2 separate regions of the Mus musculus genome follow, and region 1 is linked to region 2. Evidence: chromatin loops called from intact Hi-C (ENCODE). Cell type or tissue: heart. All regions are shown on one strand. Links, peaks and the distances in the headings refer to the core of each region. The heading gives the core; the rest is flanking DNA. Region 1 overlaps Cdh13 (cadherin 13). Region 2 overlaps Cdh13 (cadherin 13).

Region 1 (9,595 bases), core at 604-8,603, 63 kb before region 2:
TCTTTATGGTCCAGATGGGGCAGGGTGGCATTCTGACTCTGGATTTGAGTGAGCCCTTGATGGAGTCATTCACAGATGGCTGCTGTAAATACAACCTTTGCAGCATTAAGACATTTTAGACGCAGCCAAGCAAGTGGCCCATGGCATGGAGGTCTCAGAAGCGACTGGAAGCATCACCAATGCATCGCCTGCCAAAGCCATTCCTCAGTTCGTTTGGTAATGAGCATCTCCAAGAGCAACATGGGGGAACTTTCCATCAACTTGTGAGAAGGCAGGGTGTGAAGACACTCACTGTGCACTATGAGGAGGAGTCAAGAGGCAATAATAAGAAGGGGGGAAATTATGGGCCAAGAGCCAAGAAGATACTTTGTGTAGAAAAGGAAGGGGAAAAAAAAAACTGTTCCACCCCTCCTGTCCAAATGAAAAAGAATTTAATTGAGTGTTCTTTATTTAGGTGAAAAAAATACCCTGCTGAGTTCCCAGTGTTTCATTATCCAATTGAGCTTGGTACCTCAAGTAGCAAAGGCCATTCTCCCAAATGAGTATTCTTATTTCCGTGTCAGTCTGCCCATGTTCAGTGAACCCCTGCTAGGCCACATCATTTAAAAGTCAGACCCCTGGAAAAATATTCAGACCCAATATAGTAACCGAGCAAGCACTGATATCTCTCATTCCATTCCGCTCAGCTTCTTCCCTCCTGTCTACTGAGATGCTCAGAATCAACAAGGCTGTTCCCCAGACCCTTTCCCAAGGCGTTGAAAGGCCTGTGAGGAACTATAGAAGACTCGGAGGCATCTCAGGGTAACTGTTTAGGCTGGAAGATGGGCCCCTCAGTTTAGTTTCCCCTTGAGTCAAGAATGAAAGGGACAGCCCGAGGCAGCAGCGAGTGCCCTTAAGTCGGAGCATTTGCTGGATTGGGTGGCCAGGCTTTGCTGGGTGGCAGTACGACTACCTCCTTGCTAGAAGCCCCTTAGATTACCCAGACAGGAAAAGGGAGATAAGTGTAACAAAAAAATGCTTCCTACCATTCACCAGCATTGTGAAGACGGAAACAAACAAACAGCTGCACTTGTGTTCTAGAAAATACTTTCTTCTTTTCTATTCCTTTTCCTTTCCCCTGGGGCATCTAGGAATGAAGATCCTTTCAAATTCTCCCCCTCACCCCCAGAGGCAAGCTCTTCAGGAAACTGGTGAACCATTGAGTTGCTTCTAGGTCTGGTCCAAGCCACGTGCAACACATTTGGTTCATTCAGAAAATACTCTTGCAAGTTGTATTGTCTCGGGGGCTTAATTTCTCTTTGACTGAGTGGAACAGTGCTGTTGTGACATCTTTGCAAACAACTTGTAAATTCGAAGCCTGTTCGGCGCCATGTCTCAGAACTCCAAAGCAGTTATGGTATTTTATCTAAGCCGTAGAATAATTCAAACCAATTTTTCCTGACTCTAGTTTCTTCCAAGTTGATCGCTCTGCCTGCGTCTTTTCTCGTAGAGAGTGGAAACCCACTCCTCTCAGCCCGCATCGACACAAAAGCAATCTGTTTCCGAAAGATTTAGGACTTAAAAAATAATAGCTACAGAGTGCTCCATGCCGTCTCCTCTACAGTAGAGTTCTCATCCCATTCCACAGAGAAGCCAGGGATGGTCTCAGAGTACAGAAACTCAGCCCCTGTCTTTCCTTGGTGATCTGTTGGTGTCTGATTGCAATGTCCATTTGCCTGGCTCACACACTCTGTAGCCAGCTAAGACAGCAGCAGGCTGGGTCCTGTGGTTACCAAATCCAGGTCTAGGCACAGAATAATTTTTTTTATAAAACATTTCAATGTATTACTATTTACTTTGTGCATTTAGCATGTGTGTGTATGTGTGTGTGTGCATGCATAAATGTGTATATAAATGTATGTATGTATGTGTATGTATATATATGTATGTATGTGTGTGTATATATATGTGTGTGTATGTATATATATATATATTGCTCAAAAGACATATATAAAATATATATATATATATATATATATATATATATTGCTCAAAAGACAGTTTTCAGGAGTTGGTTCTTCTATCACATGTCTTAGGGTGGGATCCTAGTTCTCCAAGCTTTGTGACAGTGCCTTTACGTGTTGAGCCATTTCTCTGGGTCTAACAGTTTAAAAAACAAACAAACAAACAAACAAACAAACAAAAATGCTCTTGAGCTCTGGGATGCAGAATCTGAGAAAGATGCAAAAGGTTTTGCCCTCCTGGTGTTAACTCACAGTGGCTTTATCTGTCTGGTGTGCCATGTGTCCTTTTCCTGGTCCTCCCAGCCTCCCAGAGAAAGAGGTAAGCACACCCCACACCCCCCTTTTACAGTGGAAGCCCAGGTTCCAGGACGGAAGAGAGGCATACCCAGTGTAATTCAACTAATAGATGAATGCCCTCAATCATCTGAATGGAGAGAGAGGCAGGGTTCATCAGCACTGTAGTCTCTACTGCCCTCTGTGGCCCGGTGGAGGGAGTGTGTGGAATCTATTCCATTTCCTGGTCAACTCTCTTTGTTTTTGGTTTTGAGACAGGGTTTTGCTCTGTCGCCCAGGCTGGCCTCAAACTTCTAATGATCCTCCTGCCTCCCCCACTCCCTGCCAGGTGCTGAGATTGTAGGTCTATTCTACCATGCCCTGCTCTTGGCTGATCTCTTGATTTTAGGATGGGAACTCTTGAGTAACTGTGATGGTTTGTATATGCTTGGCCCAGGGAGTGGCACCATTAGGAGGTATGCCCTTGTTGGAATAGGTAAGGCCTTGTTGGAGTAGGTGTGGCCTTGTTGGAGTAGGTGTGGCCTTGTTGGAGTAGGTGTGGCCTTGTTGGAATAGGTGTGGCCTTGTTGGAATAGGTGTGGCCTTGTTGGAGTAGGTGTGGCCTTATTGGAATAGGTGTGGCCTTGTTGGAGTAGGTGTGTCACTGTGGGTATGGGCTTTAAGACCCTCAGCCTAGCTGCTGAGAAGTCAGTCTTCCACTAGCAGCCTTTAGGTGAAGATGGAAAACTATCAGCTCTGCCTGCACCATGTCTGCCTGGATGCTGCCATGCTCCCGCCTTGATGATAATGGACTGAACCTCTGAACCTCTAAGCCAGCTCCAGTGAAATGTCGTCCTTATAAGAGTTGCCTTGGTCATGGTGTCTGTTCACAGCAGTAAAACCCTCTTAGACAATAACCCATACATTTAGTAGTTCATGGAGCAACAGGATAGGTTTTCTGTTCCAGGCTGCATACTCTGGGAGCTATGCTCTCAGTGTGGGAGACTGATAAGCCATCTTCCGGTGGAAATGCACCTTTCCCCGGGTTGATCCTTCTTATGAATTTTCTTTCCATCCTTTGATCTTTAGGTCCACTTAGGATTCTTGGGCTGATACAAATTCTGAACTTGTGCTTTAGATGTTTGATAACGGGCTGTATTAGGACAGACTCTGCCTTTGCGGCTGAGAGGTCTCCTGGAGCTTCCCTGCTGAGACACGTATTTAGTCACCATTATATGAGGCTGGAGGGGATCCAGCAGCAGGCTGGGGAAAGGGGGAAAGCTGGGGTGTATGGCACCCTCTCCTTCCACGGGTAACAGAAGCATGCCAGGTTTCTGACATGGCTGTGTCTGCATGTGCTGGGGGCCATCTACCCCAAGAGGCTGAATGCGGATCTTTTTCTTTTCACCAGGACTGGGTGGCCACTGGGGACAGGACGTCATCAACCTTTCCTTACCCAGAACAAGGGTGTGGTGGATCTGATTCTTGACCACGTAGTTAGCATGAGTCATTGACCATTGTTTTAAATTTCGGTTTGAAAGCTGCACGAAGTACAGATGAGATAAACACCGACTTGTCTCTGGAATAACATGCTGTAGCTTTCCCCATGAGGTGAAAACAATGGAGGTGCCAGCTGTTGTTGGCTGAGATGTGCCACCCACTGCTCAATACCACAGTGGCTTGAGAGAGCCCAGGCCTTACATTCTCATCCATACAAAGCCCAGTGGGACAACGGTGGCTAAAGGACAATGGGAGCAAGGACAGATATGGCCACAGGACAAGCATTGCCATTGTGTGCCATGACACAAAGCTCTAGAGAGAACAGGCTCTGTTGTCACTGGGTCTTGATGCAGTTCAAGGGCAGATATTATTGATATGACACCTAACCCAAGATTTTGGGAAATTCTTGTCACACCACTTAGGCAGTGATCTGAATAGACCCGGCTGGGTCTATTGGTGTGTCTGAATGACCTTAAGAAATGAGACCTGCTCACCACCTCACATCAACACCGATGTTCATCTAGATTTTAAAGGTAGCTCCCCTACCACCCAAGAGGTACTGACTACCTCCGTGTTAAGGTAAAATGTTATTTAGACTTAGGCATGCAGGGTGATTTAATTCAATGTTAAAGACATGAAATCTACTGGTAAATTTGTAAGGGCACAGAGTTACAAGTCTACAGTCTCTATGTTTATGTATGTATATGTATATTTGTGTGTGTGTGTGTGTGTATATATATATGTGTGTGTGTGTGTATGTGTATATGTACATCTATGTATTTGTGTATATGTGCATATGTGTATATGTACATGTATAAATATATTTGTATGTATGTATATATATCTTTGTGTTTATTGTTTATGTTTGTGAGCATGTATTAAATGTGTTTATGTATTAGCATATATGTGCATGCATATTTATGTATAATGTGTGTATGCCATGTCTAGGTCTATATTCATATGAACACATGCACACACATACACACACACTTTTTAACTCCATCCTGGGATTTCTTTATACTGTGTATAAATAATACATAATAAATACTGTGTATGATAAACTGTATTCTTCTCAGTGTTCTCCCTGATGACTGGCCTTGGGTCTGTTCTATCCCTATGATTGACCAGACTAAGACAATAGTTAGCTGTTGCCCAGTAAGGAGACACCTTCTCTTCCCAGTAGCTGTGAGCTGAGACAACTGTTGTTGGTGATTACACTGCAGGCCAAGTCTCCTACAGGTCTGTGTTTTAAGTGGAGCCATGAAAGTGGCTCTTACTGACTGTACCATGTTCCACGTATGGGAACCATCCTCCTGTTGTGGGTTGCATTCCTCACCAACCCCCGCTTTCAGCTCTGATAAAGCAAAGTGCATGAAGCAGTTAAGCTTGCTTGCAGGAGTGGTGCAGCCCATACGCTAATATTAGGGCTCAGGTCTGTCTGGTTTCAGATCTCTTTCCACACTACGTAAAATATTCATGTGCCCATGAAAGCTTTCCTTTTCTCCCAGGGACTCTTGCTAAAATGTGTTGCTTGGCTTTCCATGTGAGGTTTTCTGAAATGGGTTGAAGATCCTAGCTATCGCTCCTTACCTGCCACTCCAAAGGGAATGGAGTCCAGGGGCTGCAGGGGGTCATTGATGTGAGCTGTTAGCCCAGGTCAACTTTTCCTCCCAGGGGCTGTGGAATGTCTGTGTCCCTCAGGGCCATTTGTAGAAGTTGCTGCCCTGCTGTCGGATGGGCATGAGTTTTACAAATGTCCGTGCGTGCCGGGGAGTTGCCATCACTGAGTGCTCAGGCTGGCCTCTGGCTGCAGGCCATCAGCGGGTTTGGGAAGCTGGCTGGTCTCTACTGGGAAACGTGCTTCAGCTAGACAGGGGTCTATAACTTGATTAGGAAGATTCCAAGTTCCCAGAGAGGACTCTGGCAAGATGCCAGCAGGGTCAGCACCGTCCAACCCAACCAGGCCATGGAAAAGGGGGATACATGAAGAAGCTGTTTACAAAGTAGACATGGAAGCACATTTCTGCAATTGACCTTCCCGCCTCTTCGCAGGTCCCTGCTGGTGTCCCATGTTAAGAATCAGGAGGAGTTCTCGGGAGAAAGGGACTGGGGAGGGTATAATGAAAAGTTGCAGGGTTGACCAGAGTCTAAGAGCTACATACACAACTGAGCTAACAGTGCTTAACACTTTAAGCTGTGGTTATATTTCCATCTCTTTAGTTGTGGGGTTTCTCTGGAAGAGCGGTATTGACCACTAAGCAAGGCCCTGAGCCAAATTGCCTAGCGGTTGTGTTGCTGGCTAGCATGGCTCTTAAGAGGCAGTTTGGAATCTGACGTTTGCAAAAGTGATAAGACAAGACAAAACAAACGAACAAAGACCCTGGTTTCCTGGGCTCTGCACCAGCTCTTTCTATCTGATTGCATGGAAAGACTTCCTTTCCATAGACCCAAGGGTGACCATGCTTGACTTCAGTATCTTGCTCCTTACAGACAGCACCTACAGGTATCTTTCTTGTACTGTGTTGCTATAGCTGTAGACTACGAGGGGGATGTGTTTAGCCCTCATGAATTTAGCCCTCCATCCTAATAGTGTTTATTTGACTGTGGCATGTTCTGAAGCTCTGTGTGTTTGAAAGCATGTAACGGGGGTGGGGTGGGGTGGGGTCAGAAAATGCTTCCCCTTCATTCTTCTCTTATTTCTGCCATCCCTTGTCCTCCTCACTACTGTTGGATGTAGCACACTACCTAGTATTTATGAGACATTTGTACGTGCTAGGTACTGGGCTAAGTATGTGTGCTGAGTAGCACTACACATTCGTGGTCTGCTAAGTGAGAATTACTTTGTAAGGTAGCCATAACCATCACATATGAGCACCATTTTAATTTTCATCTTTCAGGTGAGAAAATTGAGGTCTAGACAGGTAGAGTGGTCTGCTCAAAGATGTGCAGTTATTTGGGTCTTTATGGGATTCCAGGCCTTGGTGTCTACCACCACATTCCTCACTGAACCACTAAATTTTGTCTTTTTTTTTTTCCTCACTGTTCAAGCCCATCGAGTCTACTCAGAACAACAAATGACAAGGATATATATGACAAAGTCAATACCAACCTCCTTCCCTGTGTATACTCATCGTATTGAAAAGTGTGGAGTATCCACCGTCGTGTTTATAAAGGGATGAATCTAGATAGTCACCAAAGGGAAGTTCAATACTTGGTATTTTGCTGTTGTTCGGTTCAGTTGCTTATACATAATTCATTTGTAAACGGATGCTAATGAAAGTTGGTCTTGAAATATTTTCTGAAGCCCAAATTAGGAACTTGGCACCAAGTCCCCACTTGAACTACAAATCATTTACTCTTGCCAAATTAGAGTGGAGCGGTAATTTACCATAAGATGGGCTTTTAACCCTAATATCAAGATGCTCCCAGCAGTTTGCTCTGCAAGCTCATTAGCTTCTGGAGGTGGCTTGTGGAGGGGACACCATCGGGGCAAACACTTCACTGTCCCCAACATTACTAACCCCTTTTTATAATAAGGGAGAAATAAATGGAGCCTCTCTCCGTTGATTCACTTGGACCCATTTGCCTCCATCGGAAACTTCTGAGTGTCCTCCTAGTCAGCGTGTGGTTTTTGTGTTTTTATAATTAACAGAGACATCTTTCAAATAGAAAAAGAATGTTTTGTGCCTTTTAAGGAGGGGAGGAAAAACATTGAGGCTATTGAATTTGCTTTTTCAAATTGAAATCCACACAAACTACAGATTTTTCATTCCAACATATGTCTCCGTATCTCTTGATGTTATAGATTTTGGCTTTATGGCAACTACACACCAGGCTTCTAGCTGTCAGAATTGGACAATTTATTGGCTCCTAAGTAGAAATAATGAAGCTGCTATGTTAGCTTGATACACTGGTGTGAGCAGACTGCATCTATTTTCAAAGTAGATGCTGACCCAGGCCCTGCCCAGTGCTCTTAAATGAAATTCCAGATGCACTTATGGCTGCCATGTTGATTAAAAGATAGGCACTCTTTAGCACCCGGTCAATGATTGTGGTTTTTACCATCATATCAAGAATAATTTTCTAAAGATTGATTTTCATTTATGTCCTTCCTTTGGGGCAAACCAAATTTGAAATTACGCCAAAAGGTCTTCCTTAGTGAATGAGAAAGTTATACCTCAATCATGGAATGAGACCTCTTTGAAAGCCATCTCCTGTTCTTCTAGCAAGACAAGTTCATGGCCTGGGAGGTAGCTCAGTAGGTCAGACGCCTGCTGTGTAATCATGAAGGTCTAAGTAAGCTCTGTCCTCAGAACACATGAAAACAGGACAGATGTGGTGGCACGTAGCATCCTAGCCCTGGGGAGGAAGATATAAGTGGATCCCTGAAGCTCTCTGGCCAGCCAACATGGCCTACTTGGTGAGTTCCAGGCCAACGAAAGAGACCTTACCTCCAAATTCAGGATGAATGATGTTCAGTCGTCCCATATGCACATGTACACATATGTATACACAGAAGAACATGTGTATGCATGTATGTGCACACATGTTCACATGCATGCACACAAAATTCAAACAGTCTTCCTGGCTATCTTGGGGTAAATGGTAACTAGTCAATTCCCAAAGGGCTTTTTCTCAATGAAGACAATCCAAAGTGGTTCTTCCTCTTAAATCAAACTTTTAATTTCAGTATCATTGAGTCAAGACCAAGAATGGACTTTAGGGGACCTTCAGCCCTCCCAATATTTGTAGTACTTAAGATATGTAGTACTTCAGATATATAATTCCCCTGAAGCATCATCAACAAACAAAAGGAGTCGTGACATACTGGCTAAAAGCCATTCATCTGAAATGATTCTTTAGAATAATAGGTTTGTGATCAGCTATACATGATTGATATATATTTACATATATTTGCACGTTGCTTGCCCTTGGCCATGCCAGTTAACAACTGTGCATCTCATTATATAAATGAAGAAAAAAACAAAACCAAGATTTACCTAAAGCCCAAAGGATTACTGATCCTGGGCTGATTAAAGTTTGTTCTGGGATTTGAGAGTCTCAAATGAGAAGTCCAGTGTTCTAGGGAGTTTGGCTATTTTATTCACTTATTTAAATAAGGTGCATGCATTTCCATGCATCTTATTCCCTTATTTTGATCCTGTGTGGCATATTTGGGGCCACTAAGCCACAGAAGAAAGGGAAAAGGCTCCCTAGAAGCTCAAAGGTAGATCGGCGTTCCTATTGTTATCTCTATGAAGCCAGGATGGATGTCAACGCTTAAAATTCTTCCCTTTGCCATTTAAGGCATCTGAGATGCGTAAGAAGTAGGGGGTATTGGGTATTCTCAAGAACCAGCATGTGTCCAATCCTGCTTGCCTTCCTATGTAGTCATTTTTCACCCTTCACAGAGCTTTGAGATGATGGCTGTTGTCACCTCCGAGTTTACACAGATTTATTTCTAAATCATTTGTCTCCACCCACCCACCAACTATCCATCTGTTCACATGAAGCCACCTGGTGAATACATAAACTGTGGCTCCCCTTGTAGGCTCTCCTCATCTTCCTGCTTAGTACCTGTTGAAGAACCTCTAGCTCCTAAGGATTCAAATGTGTCCAGGGGAGACCCTGCATAATCTACTCTGCCCTTCAGGACTCCTTAGCTGTGTGCAACAGCTCAGGAATTTCTCTAGCAACTAGAAACTATCAGGTTTAGTCATGGTCCAAAGATGTGAAGTTACAGAGGATGGTTATAAGCAGCAAAGCTCCTGCTAAGTGTAACTTAAGGTAAGAAGAGGATACAGGCATGTTCTGGGGCC
Region 2 (9,595 bases), core at 1,079-9,078:
GCTGCCAGGGAGACTAACCCACATTATGTTCAGACTGAGTTTAACACAGTACTTGCCGTGTGGTAAGGGCTCAAACATGGCAGCTTTGATGTTGAAGCCAAAGATGCAGACCAGTGTGTGAGGCAGACACTTGGTATAAACAGACGAACACCCAGTCAGGCCTCTCTTCCTGGAGATGATAGTTTCTGCCTATGGAGATTAAGTCTAGTTTTATCTAAGTTAGACCTTGCCCCAGAGGGCGTCATGTACGCTCATATCCCAAAGCACAGAAGTGACTTGTGGGGAGTTATAGACAAATGACGATTCACCCCACAATGGTCACTCACAGATTCCACCCAAGTCTGGCTTGCTGAGCCAGTGAGAATAAATTGGGGCTACTTACAGAAGCATGTGACAGACACGAAGAGCCTCCCCCTTCTTAACAATGGTAATCGCTTAATTATCTTCCCAGTTGAGAAACCTCATGTACCCTGTGAGGATCCTAGTATGTCACTTTATGAACCATGTAACTCCTCCTGCCATGCCCCCCCCCCACCACCACCACCACCACTACCACCACCACCCACACACACACACACACACACACACACACACACACACACACACACACACACACATATATACAAGTTGGTGGGCCCTATCTTATAAGGGGAATCATCTTAGCTGTACTATTTTCAAAACAGCAACAGCTGTGCCAAGTTTAGGAAGTACTTTGCAGCCATTACAGCCCAGGCTTCATTTTTGTTTGTTTTGAATGATGGAGATGAAGACATCCCAAGGACAAAGAGTGAGGCCTTGAAAAGTATTTTACATTTTATATTCTGGGTTAGCCAAATTTGCAAAAGTGTAAAGAAAGTGGTGAGATTAATTATAACAGCACCACTTATATTTAGCAGCACATATAAAACACGGCAGGTTCAATGCATAGTTGCTATAAGTTTTTTTTTTAATCACAGTTTATATTCTGTATGTGGCTTGTTAAACACCATGACCAAAAGCAATTTGGGGAGGGAAAGATTTATCTGTCTTACATATCCGGATCACAGGCCATCATTGAGAGAAGTGAAGTCAGGAACTTCCATGGAAGAATGTTGCCTACTGGCTTGCTCCTCATAGCTTGCTAAGCTAGGATCACCTACGCACTGGTGGCACATCTCACAGTGGGCAGGACCCTCCCACTCACACATCCATAATCAAGACAGTCTCTCACAGACTTATCCATAGACCTTCCTGATGAAGGCGATCCCTCAGCTGAAGTTCCTTCTTGCCAGGTGACTCTGTCTTATGTCAAGTTGATAACATAGGGAACAATGTGCCATTTTGGGGTCAGCTACATTGTTTGGTGGCCACTCTGTGGCTCCTGACCACCATGGTAGAGCTGGGTTAAGATCCAATAGGCTTTGAAATAAGTACTTCTGGAAGTTGCTCCAGTGGGAAAGGTCTGCTTCCCTTTCCCTCCTCCTTGGAGATGGCATTGTTCCTTTGCATGTATGAACATGAGGCATGTTCTAACTCAGGCGCCACCAGAAATTGACAGCTTCTGTAATGAAATTTCACACATGGTGGCCATAGTGAGATCTTTAGCAGGTGTAAAACTCTTACAGCAAGTATTTCTTTAACTTCAACTTAATGGAAGTTGCAGCAGCTGTTTCTGATTTTTGCATCTTCAAAAAAAAAAAAAAAGCTGTTGGCAGGCATGAGAGGTGCAGCAACTCGCCTCTTCCTTTGGGAAAATGAAGTTAAAACTTCAGCTCATTTCTATAGGTCGTCGATTTCGTTAAAAGGAAGAAAGAAGTTAGCAGGGCAAACATGCTAGCTGCGGTTAAAATATTGATCGCTTCCTTTCCTCAGGTGCTCCTGGTCACGTCTGCAGATGATCTGGAGTGCACCCCTGGATTCCAGCGGAAAGTGTTACACATCCACCAGCCTGCCGAATTCATCGAGGACCAGCCTGTCCTAAACTGTAAGCTACTCCAGAAATACCTTGGGCCCGCTCACGCGGACTCCTCTGCTGTTTGTAACGTATCTCAGGATGTTGGACATCCTCGTGTTTTCCGATCGTGTTCCTTATGTCGCTGCTTGGCCCTGGGTGGATGCTGTCGAATGACAGACTTGCCAGTTTGAGGATTAATACCTGACATGTATCTCCTCTCAGTATTTCATCTCCAGTGAGCCCTGCTGCCCCACATCTAGAAAAGGCAAATGCCAACCTCCAGGGTGACTCTGTACTATGTGGAGGGACAGAAATCCATCTCGTCACAGGGCAGACCCAAGAGTAAATTCATCCCCTTCTTATAGATTGCCGCTCTGCCTGTCCTTCCTCATGTGTGGGATTATATCAAAGTAAGGCGAGGGCCGGGTATTGGTGGCTGGGAATTTGTAGACGCAGGAATCAAAAACTCTTGTTCTTAAGGCTGATAAGAGGGTTTTGAAAAAGATTCAAATCTTTTCTGCTGCTTCTGTGGATTAAACTCAAATTCCCCCAAATTCCCATTGATTTCCTAAAAATGTGCATCTCTCAGATCTGGTTATGATCTCCCACTGTACTTAACACCAATATCATATTACCTTACCTTTAAGAGATCAAAAACATGAAGGTAGATGGCTAGCAAGTGCAGGTTTTACATAATAGAGTCTGAAATCGGTGGTAGACCTGACCAATATTTTACAGACTTTTTGAGCACCATTCATTTTACCATTTTTGGATGCTTATTTTATTTTTGATCACATGGCTATATTTGTGTGCACGAAGGTGTGCACATGAGCTCGACTGTCTGAAAAGGCCAGAAGAGCACATTTGATCTTCTGGGATGGAGCTGATTATGGTTGTGAGCTGCCCTGTATGCATGCTGGAGACCAAACTCTGATCCTCTGCGAGGACAGCAGGTGCTACCTATGGCTGAGCCATCTCTCCAGACCCCCAGCCTCTTTGATCTTTGAGTATAGAGGATATGCAAGCAGTGGCGCAATTAGGTCAGATGCTCAAGGGTACCTGTAAAGAGGGTGATTGCTTATGTGTTTGCCTTTATAAATTCACGATAACCTTTTGTGCTAGGCCCGTTCCTTTATTTTTTGTAGTACACGGCTGATTTGGGTAAAAACAAACAAGCAAACAAACAAAACAAAAACCCAGCTTGACTGGTCAGGATGCTCTGGGAGGCCGGTGCCTGTTATAAGAGTTATATGGCTCTTTCGAGCCATAACCATCAACGTGGGATGCTGAGCATCTGGGTCTCCAAGTTAGAGCCCAGGAAGACCCTGACACAGTTACACCAATGAGATGGAGCATCTCAGCAGTTAGGGTCTAATGACAAGGTACAAAAGAAGTGGATCTCAGTGTACAACTTCCTGGTAACTGCATTTCTGAGGGTGACTCTGGGTCAGGCTCTCAGGAATACTCATTTGTTCTTTGATGTCTGTGCTGATAAGAATCAATATATTTCAAGTAGACCTTGATTGATGACAAATATTCTAGATCTCTTCTTCCCTCATCTCTGTGTCTGTCTGTCTGTCTGTCTTTGTCTCTGTCTCTGTCTCTTGCATTCTATTTTGTTTGTACCAAGTGATTACCCCCCAATGGCATCGATGTTAACATGTTGGGAAATGCAAAGCTACCCTCAATATGGAAATTAATAGAGCTGCTATGCAAAGCAGGCCCATAAATGTGATTGCTTCTATAATCTTCATGACACCAAACAGCTTTCAATTCAGCACCAAGAAGCTGGGAACAATCATAGTTTAGGGGGTCTTTTTAATTTAAACTGCAGCATACTGTACATTCCAATATCAGAGGGGCGTGTGTGCATGCTCTGTCTTAATCCCCCAAGTAATTAACTTGGTTATGGCCCTTGAGCCTGTGTAAGCTGCTAAATGCTAAATGAGACTAGGCTTGCTACCTATGACAACACACACAGGGAAATCCAGCCTTACGGGAATCAGTCACAACTTAAAATTTGATGTTTGTGTGTGAGATGTTGGGTCAGCAAAATCTGATTAGCCTTTGAGGTGAGACTGCTTGTCCACATCTGTCACTAAGGCAGAACACAAGGAGCAGGGTCAGTTAGGTACTTGTAACTTCCTCTCAAGGAAACAACGAATAGAGTTTGTTCTGAGTATAGTCTGTGGTTGAGGTTAACTGTGTCTAGGTGGGCAAGAAAGTCTGTAGACACTGGAGAATGCCTGTTTTAAACTGTTTAAGAAAATCGGAGTCTCCAAGAGAGACCACGGCCGGTTTATTTCACCCAAAGAGGGATGTCAAAGCTGAGAATATTAAATGGAAATACCCTTTTAATATTTTACCAATGTTTCCCCAATCACTTCTACTCTCTCTTCTTACTCTTTATAAGTTCTTTTCTGTACAATTTCAAAGTTTTATTTTTAATTAATTGTGCCTGTTTGTCCGTATGGAGCTATGCACACCTGAGTGCAGGTGCCCTCTCAGGACAGAAAAGGGTATCACATCCATTGGAGCAGCAATTCTTGACCTTCCTAAGGCTGTGACCTTCACTACAGTTCCTCATGGGTGGTGACTCCCACCATAAAGTTATTTTTGTTACTACTTCATAATTTTAACTTTGCTACTGGGTTGTTGTTGTTGTTGTTTTGTTTGTTTGTTTTGTTTTGGAGACAGGGTTTCTCTGTATAGCCCTGGCTGTCCTGGAACTCACTCTATAGACCACGCTGGCCTCAAACTCAGAAATCTGCCTGCCTCTGCCTCCCAAGTGCTGGGATTAAAGGCATGCGCCACCACCACCCAGCCTAACTTTGCTACTGTTATGAACCATAATGTTCTTTTTCTTTTGAGGTTCTTAGGCAATTTCGGTGAAAGGGTCGTTTGACTCCTGAAGGGGTGGCAACCCACAGGTTGAGAACCACTACAAAGGGAAGCTACAGGCATTTGTGAGCTACAGGCATTTGTGGTATGGGTGCTTGGAAACAAACTTGAGTCTTGGGGAAACATCATGTTCTCTTAACCCCCAAACCTTCTCTCTGTGCCTTGTATGCATCTCAGAAGATTCAACACAAACCCCTTTTGTCTCTGAAAAAGTGTGAAGAGCCAATGGTGAGAGGTGAGAGGTGTGTGTGCTGGCAGAAACTAATTCCTGGATCATAAATGGAAAGTAAAAGTTGATCAGAGCCAGAAAGTTAGGGGAAAAAAAAAAAAACAACTTTGGATCCATGAATTTACATTTTAAAGATAAATGAAAGTGTTTGCTGTGCAGAAATATGTTGTGGATGGCCTTGGTGCTGTTGTATTTTGATGTTAATTCTGCTTCTCCAGGAAGGGTTGTCTGGAAGGAGAAATGAGTCACAGACTCATGTGACTCCTTGTGAACCTCCCCCTAATAAATAAAGAAATCAATCACTGGGCAACTAGGTGGGACTTCCAGGTTGGAAGGAGGATAAGGGGAAGCAGGAGAGAGTTCGGGGTTTTTTGGATGGGGATAGTGTAAGGACAAGATGTAGCTGCTGGTGTCTCCCAGTTTCAATGGTGGGCCCACCAGGATTTGCCACCAGAAGATTTAGATTTTATATGGCTTACAAGATTAGGATTCTAGTTGTTGTGTCCAGCAATTGAGTTACCATTCTTTCTGAACTAAGTCGGTGTGGCATTTTCCTTCATGTGGTGTTTCGACTGGGTTCAAGAGAGAAAGGTATGGCGGCTAAGCATGGTTTTACGAGATGTGCACCACAAAGGCCATGGGGGATTTGAAGCATGGGGCTGGTGTGGTAGTGACTGGCCAGTGGGAACTTAGTGCCCTGGGTGGAGAGATTTTGGAGCTCTGAGTCAGAGACTCTCCATGAGATAAGAACAGGCTGGCCATTGCCACCAGTGCAGCGCACCAGTGCAGAGAGTAGCTGGGTGTAGCGTGGGAAACTTGCCATTCCTTTTTATTATTTCCCGCAACAGAAATAGAAGCTGACGCTGTATGGGTGCCAGAGGTTATGAAAGAGTAGGTGAGTGATAGGGTCCTGGGCCTGCCTGTTTATGATATGTACAGTTTATATGTTTACTGTATTTGTAATAGTTAGGAAATCTGGTTATAGGACCAGCATGATTACTCAGGGGGTGGAGCATCACTGCCAAGCCTAAGGGCCTGGGGTCCATCCCTGAGATCCATGTAGGGGAAGGAAAGATCTGCCTCCTCTGGCTTTCACAGGTGCCATGGTGTACACACACACACACACACACACACACACACACACATACACACAGAGAGAGAGACAGAGACAGACAGAGACAGAGAGAGAGAGAGAGACAGAGAGAGACAGAGACAGAGACAGAGAGAGACAGAGACAGAGAGACAGAAAGGATATTTTTTTAAAAACAATTTTAAAAAGTTTGGTTATAAGTCCTTGTGAGTTTTTACATTCCAAAGGCAGAGTACAGCACAATCCATTCATCGATCGCATGCCGTAGGATTTTATGAAGTTGTCTGGAAGTGTTGTCCCTTTACTCGGTGGGGAAGCTCATCTGCTTGTCCCCTGGGCTTGTGTTCAACCCCTTTCTCTCGGCTGTCTCGGGTTCTGGGAGCGTTTATTCCTGCTTTCTTGGTTCTGACAGCACCGTTTCCTTTTATCCCTTTTTTAATCTTCTTCCTCACTTCCCAGTGAATTGCCTTTTTCCACTTTAACTGTTACTAATGGTCACCCTGCTCCTTTTATTTCCCTAATATTTTATTCACTGTTCACTCCAATACAAGCTCCCTTCAGTTGTTCGGAAGCCTTTTATTTCCTTCACATCCAAATAACTCTTTTTATTCTACTCTCCTTACTGCTAACTAGACCTGCTTTCTTCTTTAAAGGGCCATTTTCCAACAAGCTGCTGGGATCAAAACACGGCACCGCACTCTCTCTTGTCATGTACCCAGCAGAGCTCCTTCTCCGAGTCTTTTTGAGTGCCATGCAAAGCCCCCAACTCATCATGATTCGGCCAAAACATTTTTTGCTTTCATCTCAGACTTGAAAGAGGGGCTATTCCCAGCATCCAATGAGAAGTACAAGGAAAGGGGAAATACAGTTAGGAAGCAGCTCACCTGGGTGGCTGCCTGCATACCTCACCAGGATGGGAACACCAAGTTACCAAGTGTAACATCCTGCCTTGTTCACAAGCAGCTTAGACAGACCTTCTGGATATCCCAGGGATCTATGGTCATTGAGTTCCCTAGGGGAAACCATGTTTGTGATTCCCCCAACCTCTGCCCAGCATCCAGAATGGACATGCTATTGGTCACCCAACCACTACAAGTACTGTATTCTTCAGATTTCCATCTTCATTGCTTATATCTCCTAATGCATACACACACAAACCAAACACAAAAATGAACAAGGAGTGATTCCCACACCAAAGCATACCTATAATACAATGTGTAGTCACACTGCATCCCCGGCAGAAAAGGCTATGCTAAGGCTGAGGCACTGAGCAACCCCGTGACCTCACACAGTGAATTTTTATTTCTAACTCTATCTCATAGATACAGGTCAGGGTGCTTATCTAGGTGACTCTCCTTCCAACCTTAGATAGCAAGACTGGAGGTCAAGAAAGAGGGTGTGGAGGGCCAAAAAGGGGGAGTGGGTGGGCAGGGGAGTGGGGGTGGGTGGATATGGGGGACTTTTGGTATAGCATTGGAAATGTAAATGAGTTAAATACCTAATAAAAAATGGAAAAAAAAAAAAGAAAGAAAGAGGGTGTGGAAGTATTTATCCAAGATTTTTATCTATCTCAGATTGATAGTGATGGGTGCCATTTCTACTCTGATAGATCGGTAGACCTGGACATGTAGTCAACTTAGCTGCAAGGGAGGCTGGGAGCCATTACTATGCAGATGCTAGCAAGATCATATTATTCCATTTTAAAAAAATAAATAAAAGCAAACAATAGAACTCCTGCCACAGAGAAGGGCAACTTCCTCAGAGTCCCTGGAGAAGATTTGGTCCATTTCAGAAGAAAAGCCAAGACTTGCACCTTTCATTCTTAGTAGAAAGCACTTTCTACTTAGCGATCTGTCTTCTGCACCTTTTCTTGAAAATATCTAACACTAAGTCCTCCCTTCTTGAGGGTTGAGACAGAGATGGGCTCCAGGGTTTTGTTCCTTGCTTAAGAGGACACAGGTTTAAGTTCTCACTGACTATGCATTAGTGACTCATGCAGTCATACTCTAGTTGTGTCACAGTGAGCGAGTCCTTTGAGCGCTCCAAGTGTGAATGGGCTCATTTCTGTAGAAAGGACAAGGAGAGCCACAGCCAGAACTGGCCCAGCAATGGTGGGGAGTTCACTTAGAGCAGTGTGTGGTCAGAATCTGCTGTCACAGTTGCTGTTGTTTCATCAGTCACAGGCTTCAGGTAGTCTTAAGGACCCTCTAAACTGGGAATCCAGGAGGAAAGAGAGCACAGCCACCCTGAAAATCAGAAGGGATGAAACACAGTGTGCAGCAGGGGTCCTGGGGCATGGAATCTTCATGATGGAGTCAAACTCTTTCTTCTTAATCTTACATTGATAGCACCATATTTATTTTTTTTTAAATCTTAGGTGTGGTCAACCATTAATGAAGAAGAGGTAGAAAAGACTTTGCTATCATTTGCTCCTATGCAGAATTTTCTTTTAAAAGGTCTGTTTGTCATCAATATAGAGAAAGGAGAGGAAGGGAAGGGAACTAAGTGTTAAGGAAAAGACATTCAGTCTTTGGATAAATTATGCTTTGATAAATACATTGAACACCTTCAGGAACTATGTTTTAAGAGAAATTTGTGTTCTTCAATGTTGAGCGTATATCCCTTTTTGCTCTTAGCCTTTATATATAATAATATAGTACATATTAAACATTTTATATAATATAAGTATACATTAAACATTTTAAATATATATTAAAATATATAATAATAATATATATTAAACATGCTAAATTTCCATGTACCAAGTTGGTACCTCCCTCAGAGTGAGCACAGAATCACAGCTTTTCTATGCATGGATATGTCGATCTGTTTCTCATCTCCTTATTACTCTCGCAAGCTCAACCCCTGAAGCCACACCGAATGTGACACTGCAGGAAGATAGACCATTTCCTTCAATGTGATAGGTTGTATACTTTAGAGATGAATGTGGTGACACAGTGCACTGGCCATGCTGACCAGGACACTCTTTCTAGTCCTGAGAGATGACTTTGTCTGTACGGTCCAAGCTATCAAGAGAGTCCCTTGGAATCTGGCAACAGCCTTTCAAGGAAAGTGACTCTGGTGTGACCATTTTCACACAGGATGAGAGCACCTGATGGTGAACTAGGCCAAGCAGTTGACTCAAGCTGATATCTCTTATAGTTGCTGGAGTCAAGAGCTGAGTTTAAAACTCTGAGGCACTGGTCTTCCTCAGCCTCCTATGTGGCATCCCGTTGTTTAGTGTTGATGGTGAAGCTTAAGGAATTTTGCCATTTAATTGCCCCATTTGCTTATCAACCTAGGTGGAAGAAAGCACTTCCAGGGCAGTGGGGTTTTTTGTTTTGCTTTGTTTTGTTTTGTTGTTTTGTTTTTTTAAATAAAAAAAAATCAACAGCTAAATTCAATCTTCCTCTACAATCTAGAAGAAGCGACTCTCTTTCAT

What was found. Hi-C counts contacts between places; a loop is a spot of excess contacts. Peaks named below come from ENCODE experiments on the same cell type or tissue, not always from the same donor. Only the 100,000 strongest peaks of a DNase experiment are listed, where the experiment ranks them.
Region 1: a loop joins it to region 2, with 2.1 times the contacts of the local background. A loop is called at or near these places in 2 of 42 quality-filtered maps.

Annotation. Positions count from the first base shown.
Region 1 is chr8:118,441,089-118,450,683 of GRCm38, forward strand. All of the region lies in intron 1 of Cdh13 (cadherin 13), which reads left to right. Among named protein-coding and RNA genes, the nearest start is that of Gm24035, 19 kb to the left of the region's middle. In heart, for the core only: CTCF peaks have their summits at 2,477 and 3,663; DNase peaks (open chromatin) are centred at 2,453 and 3,713.
Region 2 is chr8:118,503,753-118,513,347 of GRCm38, forward strand. Cdh13 (cadherin 13) reads left to right here. Exons shown (of 14, transcript NM_019707.5): 2 at 1,852-1,963. Among named protein-coding and RNA genes, the nearest start is that of Gm24035, 82 kb to the left of the region's middle. In heart, for the core only: no CTCF peak of the experiment used is centred there; a DNase peak (open chromatin) is centred at 5,849.